Linked DNA regions of Homo sapiens: region 2 is linked to region 1. Evidence: read pairs that join two places in POLR2A ChIA-PET (ENCODE). Cell type or tissue: endothelial cell of umbilical vein. All regions are shown on one strand. Each heading gives the region's core, and the rest is flanking DNA. Links, peaks and the distances in the headings are about the cores only. Region 1 overlaps ACOX3 (acyl-CoA oxidase 3, pristanoyl). Region 2 overlaps SH3TC1 (SH3 domain and tetratricopeptide repeats 1).

Region 1 (9,527 bases), core at 6,981-9,480:
GAGTTTCATTCTTGTTGCCCAGGCTAGAGTGCAATGGCACAATCTCAGCTCACTGCAGCCTCTGCCTCCCGGTTCAACCGATTCTCCTGCCTCAGCCTCCTGAGCATCTGGGATTACAAGCATGCGCCACCATGCCCAGCTAATTTTTGTATTTTCAGTAGCGATGGGGTTTCACCGTGTTGGCCAGGCTGGTCTCAAACTCCTGACCTCAGGTGATCCGCCCGTCTCGGCCTCCCAAAGGGATTACAGGTGTGAGCGTGCCTGGCCTTTCCTGTATTTTTTGGCCATTTGTCTGTCTTTGGAGAAATGTCTATTTGAACCCTTTGCCCATTTTTTAATTGGTTTTTTGTCATTTTATTATTGAGTCTTAAGAATTTTTTTTTTTTTTTTTTTTTGAGATGGAGTCTCGCTCTGTCACCCAGGCTGGAATGCAGTGGTGCAATCTTGGTTCACTGCAACTTCTGTCTCCCAGGTTCAAGCGATTCTCCTGCCTCAGCCTCCTGAGTAGCTGGGATTACAGCCATGTGCCACCATGCCTGGCACATATAATCTTTTTTATATGTTGCTGGATTCAGTTTATAAAATTTCATTCAGGATTTTTGCATCTGTATTACAAGAGATGTTTATTTCTAGTTCTCTTGTGATGTCTTTGTCTGGTTTTGGTGTCAAAGTAATACTGGCCTCATAGAATGAGTTGGGAAGTATTATCTTCTCTTCTGTTTTTGGGAAGAGCTTGAATAATTGATCTTCTTTAAATGTTTGGCAGAATTCACAATGGAACCCCTGGTTTTTCTTCGTGGACAGTTTATTGATTGCTAATTCAATCTCTTCAGTCATTATAGATCTGTTCAGATTTTCAGTTTTTCATAAGGCAGTTTTGTTAGCTGTGTCTTCCCAGGAATATGACCACTTCATATCATTTGTTGGCATACCATGGTTCACAATATTCCCTTATAATCCTTTTTATTTCTTTAGGGTCAGTGGTGATGTCCCGTCTTTGATTCCTGATGAGGAATTTGTGTTTTCTCCTTTTTATTTGGCCAGTCTAGCTGAAAGTTTGCCAATTGTGTCAGTCTTTGCAAGGAACCAACTTGATCGTTTATTGATTTTTCTCTATTTTTCTGTTCTCTGTTTCATTCACAGTTGCTCTATCTTTTATTATTTTCTTCCTTCTGCTTTAAGAAGGAAGGAAATAATTTAAGTTTACTTTGTGTTTCTTTTCCAGTGTCTTAAGGTGGTACTTGAAAGGCATGACTCTGAGGTTAGACATTGCTGGGCTTGGAGCCCTTCTCCCCACTTCTCAGCGGAGGGGGTTTGGGAAACACAGCCTCTCTGAGCTTCCGTTTCTCCATCTTTCATGGGGGGCAGTAGTACTTGGCTCACAGCTGTTGGAGGGTGAAATAAGATAAGACTATAGAAGGCAGGATTCCTGCCGCCGCCCACCAACAGGTGCTCAGACCTGCGGCTCCCACCTCCCTGCACAGAGGGGAGTCAGCATCCTGAGCGGCCAGACTCAGGCTCCAGCACCGCAGGCTGTTTCAGCTCAAAGGACTCAAAAGTTCCTCTTTCCTCTAGGCCTTAAACAGTGAAGGTGGGCGGCCCACGCCCAGGACTCAGACAGACTTGGGTTCACCAGCCATTCCCTTCAATGCCTTCATCAGCCAAGCCACTTGGAAAAGGACCCAGTCTATCCAGAAAATTCCAGAATGGTTATTTGGTCAAGAGAGCTGAGTTTTGGGAGGCCTGCTGTGTTAGCGGGAAGCCAGGTGTCTATATGTCGAGGAGAAGCCAGTGCAGAAGCCTGTGATCAGAGGTTCTGTGCTGGAGGCCCTGTGTCCAGGTGGACCGGCGGTGGGTGGAGACGTGAGGTACCATTGTGTGTGGCCAGAGTGGACCAGCTGGCACTGGCTGGATTCCAGAGGGAATGCTTCCTGACCCTGGGTTTAGTGAGCCTTGGGGATGAGTCTGGATGTCCGGGGTGCTCCCAAGAGGGCAGGGTACTCTCAGGCAAGGCTGTGTGACAGAAAACAAGACTCTGACAAACCCTCTGCCCTGTGTGCCTGGTGACCCCCAGGCTGTGCCTGGCTCTCTTCTGTGTCCTTGGCATCTGTGTTCAGGAGTGGACGAGGGAATTCTTCTCGCCTTTTCTTCTGGGAAAATGATGCTAGCCATTCACAGAGTGATTCTCTTTTGCCATCCTTTTGGATTTCAAGTTTACTTTTCTCTGATTTGTAAGGTGTTGCGGGCTCTCCTGTTGGTGGGGGTAGTTTGAACCCATAGATGGGAGAGCATGGATTCAGGTTGCATGTTTTGTGCAGGCTCTTATCACGCGATGGCATCCACTGTGGAAGGAGGCGACACAGCTCTGCTCCCAGAATTCCCCAGGGGGCCCCTCGATGCCTACCGAGCAAGAGCGTCCTTCAGCTGGAAGGAGCTGGCGCTGTTCACGGAAGGGGAGGGCATGCTCCGCTTTAAGGTGAGGCGTGCGGTTGTGCGCAGCTTGTCTTTTTTCCCAGTGGGGTCTTAGTTCGTTAGCAGAATGGGATTTCTGGCTCTCACAGCTCCTCCTCTGCCGGGCGAGGCTCATCCCAGGCAGCGCGGCCTCTCTCCTCTCTGCACCCCAGGACAGGCCTCAGGGAATTGATGAGGAGTCTGGAAATGAACACGGATTGTTGATGTTTCTTAAGCCTCCAGTCCTCTAGTCCATTGGGAATGATAGTCATATCTCTGTCTGGGTGTCTCCGGGTCAGACTGTGTCCCATGAAGCCTGTGGCCTGGAGGTCAACTATATAAGGGCACATGGAGAGTCCATCTTTTACTCCAAATAAGCCTTACCCATCTCCTGCATTTCCAGAAAACCATCTTCTCAGCTCTTGAGAATGACCCTCTTTTCGCTCGTTCCCCTGGAGCCGATCTGTCCTTGGAGAAGTATCGCGAGCTGAACTTCCTTCGATGCAAGCGGATCTTCGAGTATGACTTCCTCAGTGTCGAAGACATGTTCAAGAGCCCTCTGAAGGTCCCCGCCTTGATTCAGTGCCTGGGCATGTATGACTCTTCTCTGGCTGCCAAGTACCTCCTCCATAGCTTGGTGAGCATGCGGCCTAGGGGAGAGGGAAACGGCTTTCATGCTGCGCTGAGCCTTGAGGGATGCCTGTCCCAGGGCCAACCAAGAGGCAGAGAAACACCAGTTTGTCCAGCTATATTTGCAAATTTTAAAAATTATCTTTTTTTTAATGTTTTTAAAAAAATTTCAGTCCCCCTTTTCATTTTTTTATTTTCAAGCCCATCCACCATCATGTATTTGTAAATTTGCACCCATAAGTCCTTGAATAAAATACAATGTGGTGAAGCTTCAAGTCCCATCAGAAGAGGAGCTGTTGGGACTTTTTTTTTTTTTACCTCATACAAAAAAAGAGACAAATGATTAAAAAAAAAATAAAAAAATTTAAAAAGTAGGCCAAAGGGAGAAACCTGTGTTTTTCCTTCCTTTGTAACATACCAGCAGAGCTGAGCTTGGGCAAAATGGCTTTGCCCTTAGCCTTGCCTGCATTGTTTGATGGGCTGGTGGGCTCTGCTCTCCTTACAGCTCTCCCTGCTGTCCTCAGACCCCCAGGACTCCTTGCAGGCATCTTAATTCCCAGGTGATTTCTGTGTGCCTTATACAAGGTGCTCGGCACAGAGATGTAGGTCTTACCACTCACATGAACTCAGGGACCCGGGGCAGCTGTGTGTCAGGAGACCCTGGCCTTGGGCATCCAGGCTGCTGGCTAACCTCTCAGCACTTGTTCTCCACCTTGGGGAAAGTGCAGTGTGGCAGGGAACCAGCGTGGGCATGGTGTTGAGTGCCGTTGTCTGTTGTGATGTTCCGGAAGAGCAGTACTCTTCTTACCTGCCCCCTGTTGATAGGACGATGTTATACTTTCAGGTTTTTGGATCAGCAGTTTACAGTTCTGGTTCTGAAAGACATCTCACATATATTCAAAAGATCTTCAGGATGGAGGTAAGTTCTGGTTCATGGTAAATTGTGAGCCTGGTTCTCTTGCTTGATCTCTGTAGAGATTTGTGAAAAGAGAAGATTGTAGAAGGGGGTGCCCAGGGGGCTTATGCTCTTCTTGTTTCCTAGTGTTCTCAGGCTTCTCACCAAATAGCTAGCACTGTTCTTTAGCAAACACAGGCACATTGACTTCCTAGCACCAGGTGAATTGTCACTGAGGCCTTCCACTGTCTTTTCCTGATGAGCAGTTCCTGCCACCTTGCTGACGTGGAGCAGCTGCGGTCAGCTTGGTTTAGGCTGCTGTGGTTGCCAGCTGAGTGTGGCAGCATGACTCAGTCAAGTCACTAGTTGGGTAGATGGAAATTTGGGGCTTTGATATGTGGTTTCATCTTTAAAGGAAAGATGGCAGTGAGGTCCTTCTGGGAATGTGCACAAAGAACTTTTCTTGCTTTCCATCATTTTGTGCTTTGACATTTAGATTTTTGGATGTTTTGCTCTGACCGAATTAAGCCACGGCAGTAATACCAAGGCCATTCGCACAACTGCCCACTACGATCCTGCCACTGAGGTAGGTATTACCTTCCCCCGGGTCCCTGAGTTTGGAGCATATGAGACGTCATGAGTGCAAATGCCGTTGCCCAGAATAAGAAAAAAAAAACATTAAAGCAAGAGGCCTGTCCACATACACTTGTGTAGAAATACCCACTGAGATTCATCACACTGAAAAGTGGGGCCCAGGAGATCAGGCATTGGAGGACAAAGCCTGTGCCCACCATGAACTTTATGGGGAATTGATCGTGGTTTGGATTTGTGTGTAATTTGAGTGCAGTGAAGAAGCCCTCATTCTGTAAAATTTATTGCCTTGTTTACCTGGCTGCCTATGCGTAGTGGATTCATAAACCGTTCTCATGGCCCGTGGTTTCTACGGTGGGCCCCATGGAGACAACATGCTCCCTGCCCTCTGCCCTTTGTGGCTGTCCCTCTGCGAAGAGCCTGCCTTGTCCATTTCCGCCACCGCAGTCTGACTCCTCGGGTCCTTGCCATCCTCTTGACCTCTCTGGTACCTGCATTGTGGCTGCTGCCTGGGAGTTCTGGTGTGGTGCAGTGAGACGGGCCACAGATGGATGCCCTGGGGCTGTCAGTGCTGTGGAGGGGCACGGGGTGCAGTGAGACGGGCCACAGATGGATGCCCTGGGGCTGTCAGTGCTGTGGAGGGGTGGAGGGGTGGAGGGAGATGGGCCACAGATGGATGCCTTGGGGCTGTCAGTGCTGTGGAGGGGCGCAGAGGTGCAGTGAGACGGGACACAGATGGATGCCCTGGGGCTGTCAGTGCATGGAGGGGTGCATGGAGGGTTGCGGGGTGGAGGGAGATGGGCCACAGATGGATGCCCTGGGGCTGTCAGTGCTGTGGAGGGGCGCAGGGGTTCAGTGAGACGGGCCACAGATGGATGCCCTGGGGCTGTCAGTGCTGTGGAGGGGCACAGGGGTGGAGGGAGATGGGCCACAGATGGATGCCCTGGGGCTGTCGGTGCTGTGGAGGGGCGCAGGGGTGCAGTGAGACGGGACACGGATGCCCTGGGGCTGTCAGTGCTGTGGAGGGGTGCGGGGTGGAGGGAGATGGGCCACAGATGGATGCCCTGGGGCTGTCAGTACTATGGAGGGGTGCAGGGGTGGAGGGAGATGGGCCACAGATGGATGCCGTGGGGCTGTCAGTGCTGTGGAGGGGCGCAGGGGTGCAGTGAGATGGGCCACAGATGGATGCCCTGGGGCTGTCAGTGCTGAGGAGGGGTGCGGGGTGGAGGGAGATAGGCCACAGATGGATGCCCTGGGGCTGTCAGTGCTGTGGAGGGGTGCAGGGGTGCAGTGAGACAGGCCACAGATGGATGCCCTGGGGCTGTCAGTGCTGTGGAGGGGTGCGGGTTGGAGGGAGATGGGCCACAGATGGATGCCCTGGGGCTCTCAGTGCTGTGGAGGGGCACAGGGGTGGAGGGAGATGGGCCACAGATGGATGCCCTAGGGCTATCAGTGCTGTGGAGGGGCGCAGGGCAGCGAGGGAGGATGGGGAGGGTCCTCACCCACCCTGTTCTGTTCCCTGGCCCTGCCTCCCTGCCACCACATGACTCTCCTTGGCCTCCGCTTGTCCCTGAGGCCTAGGTCTCCCTGCCAGTCTTTCCTCACCCGCCTTCCACCCTCCCCCATTGGCAGTGGTCAGGGAGGACTGTTGTGTGGCAGGAAGTGAAGCTCTGCACCTGCGGATGTGCTCAACCAGTCATCCATCCATCATTCTTTCATCCATCCATTCATTCTTCCATCTGTCCATTCATTCTTCCATCCATCCATTCATCCTTCCATCCATCCATTCATTCTCTCATCCATCCATTCATTCTTCCATCCATCCATTCATTCTTCCATCCATCCATTCATTCTTCCATCCATCCATTCATTCTTTCATCCATCCATTCATTCCACAGCCTGGGCTGTGTGGACTGTGCCTGGGGTACTGCATGGAAGAGCCCAGGAATGAACTCAAGCGGACCCGTAGCCCAGCAGGGATAAGAGGTGGTCCTCGCACAGGGTGCCCCTGCTGTGGGGCCTTGGGAGTGGGGCCAAGGCTCCTTCTCAGAGTGGGGCTAGGAGAAAGTAGGGCATGAGGTTCTTTTCAGAATTTTCTTTTAAGCCATAAGATATCTTTATCTGAACCCAGGTCTTTCTGGCCCCATGGCTGCTTCTCCTCCTGCTGTCCTCTTTGCCTGTGGCCTGCAGTGCCAGGAGGTGGGGCCCTTTCTGACAGGCAGATGGACAACAGCACCCAGGTAGCCTTGGGGTGGGGCATCAGAGGACCACTTCCCATTTCCACCTCCTTCTTTTTGGCATTTGATCCCTAAGTGGAGGTCAGAGTGTGGCATCAGATCCGTAGAGTTGGGGTGCCCAGGATCCAGGCTGGGCTGCTGGCTGAGCATTTATTTGGACAGCAGGCATTGCTGGGTACCTGTTGTGTGTGAGGCACAGCTTTCCAAGACTGGGCTGGAAGTGGCGAGCACAGCAGACAGGTCTCTGCTGTCCTGAAGTTGTGGGCTGGGGGGAGACACAGACACCAACAGAAAGAAGTGAGATGTGCTGGGCACCATGGAGGCCCTCCAGAGAGCAAAGCTGGTATGCCGGGGCGCAGGGAGGCAGCCAGACAGTCGAGACAGTGGGAAAGATCTGTGTGGAGCAGTGCAGGCCCCGAGGAGCCGGCTTGGGCCGGTGTTGCAGTGCACACCTGCACTGCGGAGAATGAGTGACAGGTGGAGGTATCAGAACTGCCGCGTGCTGAAGAATGAATGGGGAGGGCCTGGCTGAGACTGGGAGCCCTCCTTACCCTCGCAGGCGAAGAGCTGGTGGTCCCCTGAGAGAAGAGAACAGAAGGCATGGCTGGCAGCCACCCCACCTCCTACTTCTCCTCAGTGAAACTTCAGGATCTATAGGATGATTGTTCACTACTCTGTTTACAGAATCCCACTGGTTAGACAGGAGGAAGCCCTCCCCGGCACGTTATTTTGTAGCCTCCCACCCTGCAGGGGCTGGAACCAGAACCAAAACTTAGCCACGACAGCCCCTAGCAGTGACTGGCAAGCTCCGCGTGGAGGATCAGTGTCTCCCGAGGCGGCCCAGGGCAGCTCTGTGGGCCACCTGCGGGCTGTCTGCCTGAAGGCGCTCATCTTTGTCCCCTTGCGGATCCCGGCCACATTATGCAGCACTGCTGGTCCGCATCCTCCCTCCCAGCCTTACTCGAAGGGCTCCCAGCAGACGCCCCTGGGGCAGGCCCAGCCCCAGCGGCCCAGCTCCTGCCTGTTCCCACGTGCTCTTCGCTTCTGACCCATGCAGCACCCTCAGTGTTCCTTGGGGATCTGTCCACACCCCTTCTAGCCAAACACCGAACGCTGTGATGCCACAGCCCATCTGCTAGTTCACGCATGCGTTCCTTCCTTCCTTCCTTCTGATGTTCTGAGCGGCTGCCTTGTGCTCGGGGCATTTGGGATATAACTGTCAATCACGGAGCTGTGGATGGGAGAGACAGCAAGGGGGCAGCAGTGTGTTGTGAATTAGAGGTCCTAAAGAACTGAGTGGACTGCACGGCATTCCCACAGCCCTGCCCACAGGGCACAGACAGCCCCGCCCACAGTGCACAGACAGCTCCGCCCACAGTGTATCCACAGTGTTTCTACCTAAGGGGCGTGGTTAGGGACTGAAGACTATATGATAATGAAAACTCCCTGGAAGCGTTTGCCAGCCTGCGGAGTATTTTGCATCTGAAGGTTCTTTAAGTCATAAGGCCCAGGAATAGGCTGTGTTTAAAAAATAGGCCTGCCTGTGCCATACAAGAACTAAAATGTGCGATTAGTTTCAACTCTTGCCTCAGAGATTTTGAACGTAGAAAATGGAATCTGTCTAAAAGGAAAACACCAATTCTGCATGTGCTTTAGTTGCTAATTATAACTAACCTAAATTTTCCCTTGTGCAGGAATTCATCATACATTCCCCTGATTTCGAAGCTGCCAAGTTTTGGGTTGGCAACATGGGCAAGACAGCCACTCACGCGGTGGTGTTTGCTAAGCTGTGTGTGCCAGGGGACCAGTGCCATGGGCTGCATCCCTTTATCGTGCAGGTAGGACGCTGGGGTGGCCCTCAGTGGGGGCAGTGTTTACCCCCAGGAAGCACTGGTAATGTCTGGAGTCATTTTTGTCATAACAAGGGTGGGGCATGCTTCTGGCATCTGGTGAGTGGACCAGGGACACTGCCCAGGACCCCAGTGCATCCCATAGCCCCGCCCACAGTGCAAACAGCCCCGCCCACAGTGCATTCCACAGCCCTGCCCACAATGCAGATAGCCCCGTCCACAGTGCATCCCACAACCCTGCCCACAGTGCACAGACAGCCGCGCCCACAGTGCACAGACAGCTCCGCCCACAGTGTATTCCTACAGCCCCGCCCACAGTGTATCCTACAGCCCCACCAGCAGCGCACAGACAGCTCTGCCCACAGTGCAGACAGTCCTGCCCACAGTGCACAGACAGCTCCACCCACAGTACAGATAGCCCTGCCCACGGTGCACAGACAGGCCTGCCCAAAGTGTATCCCACAGCCCCGCCCACGGTGTATCCTACAGCCCTACCCGCAGCACACAGACAGCTCTGCCCACAGTGCAGACAGTCCTGCCCACAGTGCACAGACAGCCCTGCCCACAGTGCACAGACAGCCCCACCCACAGTACAGATAGCCCTGCCCACAGTGCACAGACAGGCCCGCCCAAAGTGTATCCCACAGCCCTCCCCACAGTGTATCCTACAGGCCCACCCGCAGTGCACAGACAGCTCCACCCACAGTGCAGACAGTCCTGCCCACAGTGCAGACAGCCCCGCCTATGGTATATCCCACAGCCCCTTCCAGGGTGCATAGGCAGCCCCACCCACAGTGTATCCCGCAGCCCCTCCCACGGTGCAGACAGCCCTGCCCACAGTGCACAGACAGCCCCACCCTTGCCTTAGAAAGA
Region 2 (7,205 bases), core at 3,754-6,253, 210 kb after region 1:
ACAGCAGGTTCCCAGGATTAGGGGAGACCAAGCAAAGGCCTGGCTCCTCTGAAGGCGCCAAACGCTCCAGGTCTCTCTGCAAGAAAAGAGGTGAGTTCTGTCCCGCACGAGCCGCCTTTCCCACAGCTGCCTTCCTCCAGTCTCCCCAGAGCCCAGCAAGGAGGGAAGCTGCCTGCACTTCCCAGCATGCTGTGACAAGCTGCCCCACACTCAGAGGCTTAAGACCACACGACTCGTATGATCCCGCCGCTCTCAAGTTCCAATGGGCCTCACAGAGCTAAAGTGAGGGTGTGGACAGGGCCCTGTTCCTCCCAGGGGCTCTGGGGAGAATCCACTCCTCGCCTTCAAGAGGCCGCACACGTCCCTCGGCTTGTGGCCGCCACTTCTACTTCCGCTTTGTCACTGCATCTCCTTTTCTGCCTCTCCCTCCTGCCTTCCTCCTACAAAAGCCCTGTGATTCCATGGAGGGCCCACTGGAGCATCCGGGATCATCTCTCCATCTCGAGATCCTTGCCTTTGATCACATCTGCAAAGTCCCCTTTGCTGGATGAGGTAATGCAGGCGTAGGTCGTGGGGATAAGGACATGGGCATCTTTGGAGGACTTTATCTGAGCCCACAGACGGGCTCAGCCTCACAGCTTGTGCAGGTAGGAGCCAGGACATAGACCCCTACTGGTTGCTTGGTTCCCTGCTGGGGGTCACCCCTCTGGCCATTGGTCCTGCAGAGTTTGCATCTTGGCCTGGGCACTTCATCTCTGTCCTGCGCAGTTTCTCTATCCAGGCCTCAGGATCCAGGGGGATCTGATTAGGAAAACCTGCAACTGCAGCAGAGAGTAGTGAACTTCTGTGTGGCCGGTCTTCACAGCCTCCTAGACGTCTCACTCAGAGCCCTGGGCGCCGCACAGCCACAGTGGTCTTGGGCCTTGCATTGGGACGGTGTTCACTTCACACCCGCATTTGCTGACCACCTGCAGTGGCGTGCACTCGCCCGGTGTGGCCAGAGCCCATTCCTAGGCCTCACTTGCTCTGCAGCCCCAGCCCAAGCCCAGAGCTAGGCATGCAGTGGGGGCTCAGAAATGTCTCAAATGGGCCGGGCGCAGTGGCTCACGCCTGTTATCCCAGCACTTTAGGAGGCTCAGACAGGTGGATCACCTGAGGTTAGGAGTTTCAACATGGTAAACCCCATCTTTACTAAAAATACAAAAATTAGCCGGGCAGGGTGGCGCACACCTGTAGTCCCAGCTACTCGGGAGGCTGAGGCAGGAGAATCACTTGAACCCAGGAGGCGGAGGTTGTAGTGAGTCGAGATCACACCATTGCACTCCAGCCTGGGCAACAGAGCGAGACTCCATCTCAAAAAATAAAAAAAAAGAAAGAAATGTTTCAAATGGAAAGAAGTATGTGGTGCTCAGATCTTGACTCCGTTGGCCGATGCACCTGACAGCGGTAACCGAAACACACCCCGCAGATGCCCCCATGGGCTAAGAAGAACGTGTGCTCGGATTTTGAGCTAAAGAATCCAGCAGCAGCCAGCCTGGAGATTCACTCCCTGTCTGAAGAAGATCTGAGCCCCTGGCTCATTGCAGGGAATGCAGGCCATGCAGATCCTGCCCCTTTGCTTGGAAGGGTTGGATGAGGGTTGCCAGGTGGAGGATGGTAGAGGGAGGGTGCTAAGGGAAAATGCTACATCAACTGCATGCTTTTCACAGGGGTCCTGTCCAGCCCGCCACTGCTGAACCACCCTGTACGCAAGTCCTCTCAATCAACCCTGTGTCATGGTCGCTGGCTCTGGGTCTCCTCTTCAGTCTCTCAAACAAGGTGCCATCCCTATTGAAGTTGATAGAGTTCCGGCCCAACAGCTTCTAAACACCATCCTCCAGTTGAAAAGCCAGGGCTCCCTGGAAACACGGGGCTGTGGATATGGCCGATCCCAGGGCTATGGCAGGGAAAGTGCAAGATAAGCCTGGAATATCTCATGTCCCAGAAAGTGAGGACGCACCCACTAAGTGACGAAGACACAGGGAAAGCCCAAATCTAGGGTGATTTGAATGACAAAATAGGTAATGATGTATATAGTATGGAGATGCAATTAAAGATGTGTGAGCCTACAATGAAATAAATCAATGGATAACTGGGGAGCGGGACAGCTCTTCCTTAGAGTTGAAAGCTGATTGCTGAATGGAGAAGGGTTGCCTAATTAGACAGTCACTGCCTGGCAGCCTCTGTCGCAAGGATTATTTCAGCCAGGCCAGCCCATGATGAGACAGTAGCGCTTCATGAATTTGATGAGGAACAGGATATTCACGCAGTTTCAGAGTGTTGTCCCCCCAGCTACTTACTAACTGCAGAGGGGAGAAAAATAACTGTGCAGTGGGGAGAACTGGCAGCCGCCCCTTCTCCAAGGGACCAAAATTAGCGTCACCAGCCAGAGACTAATAGACATCGTCTGCACTGAAGAAACATCACTTCTGCGGGATTCCTGCCCAAATCCCTAATGTGATCGTGAAGAAATAGTAGCTGCACTCGAATCGAGGGACATTCTACAAAAGATCCAAACTGTATCCTTCAAAACAGCAGCCTCCAGATTAAAAGGTACCTCAGAGAGGTCGCGGTCACGTCAGAACACAAGGTGTGACCCAGGAATTTTTTTTTTTTTTTTTTTTGCTATAAAGGATATTATTGGGATAAATGGCAAGATCTGAATGAGGCCTGTAGATGAGGTGATGGTGTTATTAAAAGCAGGGAATTAACATTGAAATAATTACAATGCGGTTATATAAGAGAATGTACTGGTTTTAGGAAATATGGACACCTTTTAGGATGAAGGGGCATCATGTCTGCAATTTACTCCCAAAAGGATCAGAAGAAAATCACACACACACACACACACACACACACACACACACACGAGTACACACACAAAGTAAAAGTCCTAAAATGCGAACATTCAGGGAACCTGGGTATGGGCAAATGGAATTATCTGTACTATTTCTTGCCACCTTTGATGTCTATCTGAAATTGTCCAGAGAAGACGAGGAGGTGAAGGAGCTGATGAGGAGCCCCACCCCAAGCCAGCTTTCCCTTGGCCAAGCAGGGAAAGTTTCCTCAGCTCCCCTCCGCTCGGTCCACAGAGATTCACTCCAGGGAGAGGCGATGCCACGGTGCTTTGCTGAGCCTCCGGAGGAGGAAACACCCAGCCACTCAGGGCAAAGGCTTCCAACTCCTACCACTCCCCTTCCCAGAGGCTCCCAGCTCCTCCCTGGGCCCCGCGGCTCTGTGGGAGGCTGGCCAGGGCCCTCCTGCGCGTCTCAGTCTCCTTGTGCACTCGTGGCCCTGGGCACAGCGCAGCCCCTTCCTTTCATGAGGCCTGCCCTGGAGGGAACGCGATTCCATGGCCAGGTGGGCTCCCCAGGCCCAGGCCCCACCCCAAACCTCTGAGCCGCCCTTCCTGCCCAGGCATGCCAGTGCCTGCAGACCACTTCCCCTTTGTGATCAGTGCAGGAGGCCATCCACCCCCTCCCATCTCCACCCTCAAGCAGAAGGGCAGGATCGCAGGTATAAAACACTCCCACACCTGGCTGTGAGCCAGGCGACAGCATCTGAGGTTTCCACGCCACTGTCCAAACACATCCTTCATTCATCAATCCCTTGAACAGTGACGAAGCACCTACCATGTGCCAAGCCCTGGAGTCCCAAGACAGGGACATAGGCAGCTAAGAGGAGACTGGGCTGAGGCTGGACACTGGGAGGACGAGGCCCAGGGACGGGTCACAACCGCAGCTGTCTCCTGCCGGGAGGGGCCGTGCAGGCCTTGGTCTCCCCTGCCTCTCCCCTCGTCCCCTTCAGGGTCTCAGGATGGGGGTAAGAGGGGATCCTGGAGATCACCTAGGTCACTCTTCAGGTCTCCCGGGAATTCAGGAAACTGGGCACACGTCCTGGCCCGGCCCCTGACCACAGGGTGGCCTGGCCCGGCCCTTCCCTCTCTGCACCTTGGGTGCCTCCTGGAGAACGAGGATGCCTCATCCTGAGGACTCTCAGGGGTTCCAAGGCCAAACCCATCGGACTGTTTCTGGAACGGTCTCTGAACATGGGGGTTCAAAGGCCCCTGCCTCGTTCTTTGCCAGTTTTGTTATCACTGACGCGTCCCTGGAAAAACACGAGCTGGGCCCTGGCCTCTCAAGTGACTCAGCGGGCACAGTGGCTCCTGTTAAACACACGCGGGGGAAGGAAACGAGAAGTGATGGAGAGCAGACTCCAGCCCCAGCCCCAAGAGGCCTGGAGGCAGGCAGGGTGGTGAGGGATGGATGGACGGGGCGGGTGGGGTGGAGAAGTGGGTGGGATGGAGGGCGGGTGGTGAGGGTGGAATGAACTCACCGCCTCTCACTGGCGCCTTGGCCTCCTCGGGCCCCGCTTTCTCCCAGCTCACAGAGGGCCTCATGACCACAGTCCGGACCTGGTCCCGGGTGCTGCCACCTCCTGAGGGTCCCACAGGACCCCTCCCCATGGGGGTCGGCTCCTCAGTGGTCACGGCAGGGAGGTTCTCCATGACCCGCAGAGACCTCACATGCCTGGCCCTGTGGACAGAGGGGGTGTGGTCAGGAGAGGTGGCCCCTCCAGAACCAGCACGGAGGTTGTGTCCAGGCCTGGGGTCCAGAAAGAGAACACCAGCGTTGCTGAGCGCCTGCACCTTTCAGATCCAGCGAGCCCCTCACCGCACCGTGCACCGTGTTGTGGTGGGCGTGATCCCGCACCGCTGCTGCGCCTCCCCTCCCTATCTCGGGTTTGCTGTGCTCCCTTCCTCCACGGGGCCTCCTCTCGCTGGTTTTCTGCCTGGAGTCCCCTTCCCTGTCGAGGCAGAACCCCTGGGTGCCTTGTGCCCCTCCTCAGGAGCCGGTCACTGCCTCTTTGCTGGGCCGTCACACCCAACAGACCGTGCTCCCGGAACAGTGCTCCGTCGCCTGTCAGAAGACACAGAAGGACACATTCGAGTCCCCCTTCCAGCGTCACAAATAGGCACAGGGGCCATGGGGACGGCAGCCTGGGCCAGGGCTGAGGTGCACAGGGGACAAACCCCAGCTGTGGCCGCAGGGACGGGGTCAGCCACGTCCTCCTCAGCTCCGGCCTCAGACAGAGGCGCTAATAAGAGAGGAGGATGGCAAGCACATAGTCAGAACCCTGCTGTCCCCAAAGGGAGGGCTTGGTCATGGGGGGCCTCACTGTTCACTGATTGTGGGTGGGGAAAGGTCCACCCTGCCCCTCCAGAACACCATGGCCAGGGCAGTTTTCAAGTCCAGAGCCTCGGGGAGCAATGGGGATGCAGAGGAAGGAAAAGGGGTTCCATCCGTGCCTGATGTGTGGTGAGAAGATTTTCCCTGCTGCTGTCTAATACAGGCTCTGCTGCCCCTGCTTGGTGAAATGTGAGGTGGGGAAGAAATAAGCCCAGCGTGCCCCGCAGCTCCTGCCTCCCATCTCCCCGCCCAGCAAGATATTCTGAGCAAACACTGGGACAGACTTTCCGGTGCGTGGACTCGTCCCCTTGCTCCTGGCTTGAAGCCCCTCAGTGGCCAGCAAACATCCCCTCTGCAGGCAGGGCATGGAGAACCGGGACGGCCATGCCTCTGACCTCTGTCTGGGAGCAAAAGTGCAAGTCTGGCCTCCTGCTGTCCTGTCACCCCTTTTGTGGTGGATGCTGGGGGGCAGGGCACCCAGGGCTTGCCAGGGCCTCCGTCCGGGCCTCAGAGCCCTGATGGGCCCACGAGGCTGGGGCCTTCCAGCTGCCAGGACAACCCCCAGAGCCTCCTGTCCTTATCCCCATCTCCCACTTCCACCCTGCTCTCTGGGCGGGGAACGTGGCAGGGGACTGGGAGGCAAATCAGGCAGCTGTTGGGGGTGCGTGGGGTCTGCAGTCAGGGACAGAGGACGCAGCTGTGAAGGGGAGGCAGGAGGCCCTGGACATCGAGCACCTGGGAAGGGCAGAGAGGCACCCCTGGGAGCTTCAAGCCAGGAGCAGGGGGACGAGTCCATGCGCCACAAAGTCTGTCCCAGTGTCTGCTCAGAATGTCTTGCAGGGGCGGGGAGATGGGAGGTAGGAGTTGCGGAGATGCTGGGCTTATTTCTTCCCCACCTCAGTTTTTTACCAAACAGGGCAAGCTGGGCCTGCGTTAGACAGCAGCACGGAAAATCTCACCATACATCAAGCACAGATGGAGCCCAGTTTCCTTCCCCAGCACCCCCAGCCCTCCCCCGAGGCTCTGAGCCTGAAAACCCAGAGGCGGTCAAGACTGACCTCAGGACAGTCCCAGGACAGTAGGTGCCAACTGGCACACCTCCTGGTACCAGACACCTTGGTCCAGCAACCCCCAGGGAAGGCCTACCTCCCCAGTGCAGAGATGGGGAAACTGAGGCTCTGAGGGGCTAGGCAATTCTCAAGCCTGTGTGCAAGCACACACACACACACACACACGCACCCGCACACCTGTCAGACCAAAGCAGAAGTGCACACTGAAGCTGCCATCCCTGCCATGCCTTTTCCCACCCACGAGCACCTCCTCCCTCCCCGCACTGCTCTCGGCTCGGGCCACCACTGTGGCGACAGGTCCCTTCACAGAGGCTGCTCCCCAAGAGGCAGCTCCTGTGTAATGTTTAGTACAGGATGAGGAAACCCTCATGGGGGGCAAGTTGGCTGCAGACAGGGACGAGTGGGTGTCATGTAAGCCCAGCCATCACCCCTGCCCCCATGGCTGTGGCTGTCACCCTGAGAACTGGCCTCCCAGGCCCCAGCTCACCTCATACCTTGGGCTCCATCAGCAGAGCAGGGGCGGGAGGAGCCCACGGTCTAAAGTCCTTGGTTTCAACAACCACCCACCTCCCACACAGAGGGAGGGAGACCCAGGCCTGCTAAGTTGGGAATTTCGACAGAATAGTGATGGTTCCGTGAGGGAGGTTCTATGAGGCATAGAGAGGGTCCCCTAGCTCTGGCCGGGGAGGGAATCCCACAGTCAGGGAAGGCTCCCTGGGGATGCTCAGAGTGCAGGGCCTCAGCCGGATCAGCCCCGGGCCAGCAAGGCTTGCAGAGGCGACAGCCCCTGGCTGTGAAGTGCCCCGGCACCCCACCTTCCATCTGCACACCTGCTCCAACTGTAATCTGATTGATCAGTTTGTGGCCAAATCCTTCCCACCCCCCAACCACCTCTGAGGGGCAGGGA

Evidence for each region. ChIA-PET counts read pairs that join two places held together with the same protein. Peaks named below come from ENCODE experiments on the same cell type or tissue, not always from the same donor. Only the 100,000 strongest peaks of a DNase experiment are listed, where the experiment ranks them.
Region 2: POLR2A ChIA-PET joins it to region 1 with 8 read pairs; 4 of 35 experiments call an interaction of 5 or more read pairs at or near these places.

The regions. Positions count from the first base shown.
Region 1 is chr4:8,409,327-8,418,853 of GRCh38, reverse strand. ACOX3 (acyl-CoA oxidase 3, pristanoyl) reads left to right here. Exons shown (of 18, transcript NM_003501.3): 2 at 2,319-2,476; 3 at 2,855-3,088; 4 at 3,926-4,000; 5 at 4,473-4,562; 6 at 8,499-8,642. The coding sequence starts at 2,333. Among named protein-coding and RNA genes, the nearest start is that of ACOX3, 27 kb to the left of the region's middle. In endothelial cell of umbilical vein, for the core only: a CTCF peak has its summit at 8,076; a DNase peak (open chromatin) is centred at 8,103.
Region 2 is chr4:8,202,536-8,209,740 of GRCh38, reverse strand. It overlaps SH3TC1 (SH3 domain and tetratricopeptide repeats 1), which reads right to left. Exons shown (of 18, transcript NM_018986.5): 2 at 4,375-4,574. The coding sequence starts at 4,546. Among named protein-coding and RNA genes, the nearest start is that of SH3TC1, 6.8 kb to the right of the region's middle. RefSeq lists enhancers at 1-724, 2,848-3,347, 3,417-3,506, 3,537-3,586, 3,348-3,849. In endothelial cell of umbilical vein, for the core only: no CTCF peak of the experiment used is centred there; no DNase peak of the experiment used is centred there; H3K27ac peaks cover 788 bases.